Regions from separate parts of the Mus musculus genome. Here region 1 is linked to region 2. The links are chromatin contacts, found by Hi-C or POLR2A ChIA-PET in ENCODE. All regions are on one chromosome and are shown on one strand. The core of a region is the stretch at or near the end of the contact, and the rest is flanking DNA. Distances in the headings are between cores, read along the strand shown.

Region 1 (2,700 bases), core at 47-2,546, 41 kb after region 2:
GGAGGCAAGTAGGCCCAGCTGAACCGGGTGGGGGAGGAGGCGAGCAGCCCTGCAACAGGAGCCGCGCGGGTGAAGGGGGTCCTGGAGCCCGCCTCCCGCCAGTAGGTCTCCCGGGGGGTCCTCCTGAAGCCCTGCCTCCCGAACAGCGCATCCAAGTTCAGGCTGGTTGGTGTCCCTAGGTCGCTAGAGCCCTCGCCACTCTCGGAACCATAATAAAAACAAGACGCTGAAGAGGCTACCACTGCGTGCTGGGAGATGGGATTGGGCCCTGAGAGAGCCAGGGGGAGGGGACGCCTCTCTGCTACCCGTCACCACCCGCCCGACCCCGCTGGCCCCACGGTGTCCGGCTCTGTCACCGCCGGCCTCCGGCTCCGAGGCCCCTTTTCTCCATGACACCGAGGACTGGGGCTCGAGCTTCGCCTGGCCTTTGGCGAGCCTTGGTCTCCCCCCCCCCCCCGGCCAGCCCTCCCCCCAGTGCCCCCCGCACCTTTTAAACTACGCAGAGGAAGAGTTTGCCAACCAACTTAGTCAAACCGTAACCTCGTCCCCCTCCCCGACCCACACTGGTGGGGCAGGCATCTGGAGGGACCACTTTGCACTTGGGATAAAGCACATTAAAGACCTGTCAACCATTTTAGGTCTTTTTTTATATATATAGAAGACATCCTCCTCTCCTTCCCCTTCTTCCTTCCCTCCCCCCTCCCTTCCTCCCTCCCCCTGCAATGGTATTAATTTCACACCAAATCTTCCCACCGCTGGAGAGGGGTTGAGAAGGGCGGGGGTGGGGACGCAGGGCAGCAGGAGGGTGGCGGGGAAGGGGAAGGGGCAGCTGGAAGGGGAGCGGGAGGCGCGGGGAGGGGAAGGAAGGGGGTTGATTTACCTGAGACCAGCCACTGGCCTCCATTGTTGGAGAATTCAATGGCATTGACACAGCCGAAGTGGCCGAGAAGGTCCTTCTTGTAGAGGTTTCTGCAGCCCCGCAGGCGTCTCCTCTGAAAGTCCTGAGTGAGCAGGGGGTCCCCATGCAAGCCCCGCTGGGACAAGAAGCCCACCACTGACCTCATGCTGCCCCCCAGGCCAGCTCTCCTCTTCATGCTGGAACCGCCGCCGCCACCGCCGCTGCAGCTCGCGCCGCCGCCCCTCCCTCGGCCGCACGCCGGGCCGCCGCTCCCCTCCCGTCCCGTCCCTCCCCGCGCGCAGCGAGCCGGAGGCTTCTTTAACCAGCCATGGCAGACGGAGCGAGGTGTGCAGACGGTCGGTCGGCGGCGTTCGCGGCTTCCTCACGGTCGCGTCCCTCCCTCCCCTTCCCCCCTAGGCTCCGCCTCCCTGCCGCCTCCAGCAGCTGATCCCCAGCTGCGGTCGCGCTTCCGCGGTGCGGGGCTCTTCCGCCGGCCGCCGGGCCGGAGAACGCGGGCGCCAGCTGCCCCTCCCCCGCGGACGGCTGCCCGGAGATGGCGGGCGGCGGCTTGCAGCGGCCGCTGACCGCGCCGAACCACGGTTGGCTCAGGATGGCGGCGACGGGGCACCCCCGGCACGCCGCACTCTGAAGTTGGACACGCGTAACAATCAGAGTGGCAGCCGGCCTGCGGGCTCACCCTCCTTCCCTGGAGGGACAGCGGCTCGCCCAGCGCTGCTCGCTGCCTCCTGGGGCGCCCAGTTCCCTGTTCAAGTGAGGGAACCCACGATTGGACTGGACGTCTGGAAGGAGGTTGTCTGTGGGGTTTTATCGGTGCACCTGCCCTTTCCAAAAATGTTGATACACCCTTCTATTCTCCAATTCAGTTTTCTAATTGACACTCACCACCACCCCCACCACCACCCCCAGCCTATCGGTTTAAAAAAAAAGGCAGAATTATTCAAGCTGATAGGACACTTGGGTTTAGGGGGTTGCGGAGAGGTGAAAAGAGAATTGAGCTGATATAGTAGCCATATAGTAGAGCGTATGCTTTTTGCATTCTTCAAGTTCTGGGTTCAATCTCTAGCACTAACAATCCCCACCCCCCACTCCCAAAAGAAAGTGAGAAGAAAATTGCCAAAATCAAATTGAGAAGGTCCTCTGTCCATTGGTTCCAGATGCATTTGCAAGCCACAAGAAACATTATGAAACGTAGCAGTATCTTATTTCATTGGTAGGGGTGAGGCCAAAGGTCTTGAGAATGGAGGCCTGGAGATGCACAGCTGTTAACCAGCAGCCACAGTATAGTCCAGAAGTAGCTGCCTTTCAATAGTGCAGGAGTCCTCAGTTGAGTTGACCTCAGTGAGGAAACTGGGTAAGTGCACTGGAATTTTACCAGGTAAAGTTGAAAGTCCCCTTTTCAATGGAGTGCTTTTCCAGGAAACTATCCTCTATCATTAGTGGTAATTAACTAACCTGAAATAGGCAGGTGTCAGGTTTGCCCTTTCAGTTTAACACGAATTACAATCTCAGGACCAGAGATGGCACAGGAGTGGTTAAATACAACCATAGGTGAAAGATGAACTAAAGAAATTCTTAAGATAAAGATGGGGAATGAGGAAGAGGTTCACCTGTCAAGCAAAATTATTTTTTTGCAAGTAGTTAATTCAAAAGTTCATATAACAACATTCTAAATTTATTAGAAGGTCACCAAACCCAAAAATGAGAATTCAAATGGAATATTATCCCTTAAATAAGAAAATGAGGGGCTGGTGAGATGGCTCAGCAGGTAAGAGCACCCGACT
Region 2 (2,700 bases), core at 61-2,560:
ATGGTTGAGAACCACCTAAAGAGATGCTACACATCCTTAGTCACCAGGATACCTTTCTTATACCTCTTCTCAGGACACCCACCACATGGTGGCACCACCCCAGTAAGCTAGCTCCAATAACAATCAGCAATCAAGAAAATGTCCCACAGGCATGCCAACATCCCAATCAGATGGAGGCGACTCCTTAACTGAGATTCCTTATTCTCAGAAATCTAGGTTTGTGTCAAGCTAACAAAATCCAACCACACCATTAGGAATTTGTACTTGCCCACTTCCTCACATGTTATTTACACAACACCTAAGATACCATCTCATGAGGTTAAATCTTTATGGGGATTCCTGACTTGCCTGGTTTTATTATTAGGAGAGAAAGAACCACCTCCCCTATTATCCTTGTCAAAGCTAGAGATGGCTACCTGACATAAAACTAACAGCTCCTGACAGAAACCAAAAAGATGGAAAGGGGAGGAGATGGTGGGTGAGTAGACAGCTAAAACAGGCAATGAAGGAATCAGATGGGCAGAGCAGGAAAGGGGGACAATTGCTTTCTCTCCATTCTCTACACAGTAGAGGACCTCAGTTCTAAAGACTGTTCCAAGGCTACTGCAGGCGTCCGAGCATGGCATACGTGGGATGTCGGCACTGACAAAGAAGGATGGCTACGAGAATACACCAGAAACTATCTAAATGAAATCAATGACATCTTGTCTGAATATATAAAATATACTTGTGGGTGTGAAGTTCTCTCTTTTAGTCAATTATATGCAAGTTTCTCCTCCCTACGGCCCTGTCATCACCACCTAAACTCCAAAAGCTAAACTTTCCAACCTTAAGTTTATTGGGCCAGGCAAGCCATCTAAGGGCTTAAGATTAAAATTAAGCCTTTAAGAAATGCTGGGACCCTGAATACATTAAGAAGTTTAAAGAAGAGCCCATGGCTCAGTTTTAGATGTTATCATGAAAAAAGGTCTTTAGACTTTTCAAAGTTGTGCATATACATAAGCAAAACATTCCTACACATAAAATAAGATAATGTTTTAAATGGATATTTTTAAGGCAAAAACTTAGAGCCAAGTCACATGTGGTAACATAGGCCTGTAATGAGACAGAGGCAGGAAGACCATGAGTTTAAGGTCATCCTGGACTATAACACCCTGTCTCCACATTGGTGTCTTAAGACTTCAGATTGCACTGGAAGAACGCACACTGTCAGTGTCTTCCCTTACAGTTCCCTCTGGGGGGTCAGAGCAGATGCTAACTCAAGTCCTTCCCACCGTTAACATTTTATCCTGCCAACCAGCCCTCTCATGGTTTATTTCAGGGCAGCAGTGGGACAGCATGACTGTGCGGCACACCCACAGGCTTCAAGCTGAACTGGAGCAGTGTGGTTTAGGAGAAGGCAAAAGAAGCTGCTCAATAGCTCAGTATCCATAAACTGTGCCAGAAGGACAGGTACTCAGTGGGAAGGCCTCCTCATGATCGTAAGGAGTTATACCTCTAGGTGCCCAGCAGCCCTTTAGACCCCTCGGATCCTCCCACAGCCTATAAACTGGACATAATTTGATCCGAGACCCATATGGTAGAGGGAGAGAATTCTTTCTGCTATAAGTTGTTCTCTGACCTCTACACATGTACTGTGGAACATGAATGTGTGTGTCCATGCATTCACACACACATGAGCATGGGTATTATAACATATTACATGTTTCCATCATTCATAGGATACACTTACTGGTATCAACATTAAATTATATTCCAAAAAGACAGACACATAAACTGTTCACTGTATTTAGAGTGTGACTTTAGAGGCAGCGACTACAGACTAAGAAAAAATGAGCTAATGGACATTCAAATGGATTTTTCCTCTTTTCTCTCTACACTTTTTTACATAAAAGTCTTAATCCAATGTGTGTTACTATACAAATAAAATGGTGATCATCAGTTAGGGCCTGGGCCTTTCCTATGGGATGCTTGCCCAGCCTCTCCTCTTCCTCTGCACATCACCCTTCCACATGGGCCTGGAACTGCTCCCAGATAACCTTTCACCTTCTTCCTACTCCTTAGCAAACATGTTGAATGGCTTAGAAATTTTAAAAGAAACAACATTTAGAGAGGAGCCAAGGGGAAAAGGGATAAGGGTCCACTCAGTGCACAGTAAGAAACTGGCTGGGGATTCCAGGGGTAGATCAGAATTAAGACATTAGGACACTCCTCTCAACACACTGCTGTGACACCATAAACCACTCAAGCTTTCTACTGGAGGCAACCTCAGTGCTCCACCCCAGTTGCCAGCTGTGCACTGCAATTCTAAGTAGAGCAGACAGCAAGCTGGAGGGACGCTGGCATTGTTGGTCCAAATTTGACCTATTTACATAGAACCGTTGTACTGAAACGGCAGAGAATGCTATGCTGAACCTAAGAGGCTGTCCTCTTTGCAGACAGTGCCCTCCTTAGGCACATGGTGCAAAGGCCCATGTGAGGGCGTGGCACTATGTGTCAGAGAAGCAGGAGGGGTGAAGGATGTGCGACAGAGTGAGGAGGCAGTCTCCTCAGCCCTGGAGCCTCAGGGAACCCTGCTCGACATGAGAGGCACTCCTCAGCTGCAGAAGTTCCAACTTCTCAACTGCCTGCCCTGGGAAGAAAATCAAGAAAGATAATCCTCTACTTAACTGCCTATTTCATCAAAGGTCCCTTAAATGA

Evidence for each region. A loop is a pair of places that touch in the nucleus more often than their neighbours do. ChIA-PET counts read pairs that join two places held with the same protein, here RNA polymerase II (POLR2A).
Region 1: a loop to region 2 is called in a map of heart, with 2.2 times the contacts of the local background. The contact joins the promoter of Dcaf5 here to the enhancer-like site in region 2. A Hi-C loop is called at or near these places in 4 of 37 maps with a recorded cell type or tissue (gastrocnemius, heart and left cerebral cortex). POLR2A ChIA-PET finds 5 or more read pairs at or near these places in 1 of 5 experiments (Patski).

Annotation. Positions count from the first base shown.
Region 1 is chr12:80,435,305-80,438,004 of GRCm38, forward strand. Dcaf5 (DDB1 and CUL4 associated factor 5) reads right to left here and starts at 1,297. Exons shown (of 9, transcript NM_177267.5): 1 at 881-1,297. The coding sequence starts at 1,094.
Region 2 is chr12:80,394,151-80,396,850 of GRCm38, forward strand. The region is part of intron 5 of Dcaf5 (DDB1 and CUL4 associated factor 5); the gene reads right to left. Among named protein-coding and RNA genes, the nearest start is that of Mir1843a, 3.8 kb to the left of the region's middle. Within about 2 kb of position 1,311, at least 1 of the 3 ENCODE cell types and tissues checked has a DNase peak (open chromatin) inside an H3K27ac peak, as active enhancers do; it is left cerebral cortex, where a contact is called at or near this core.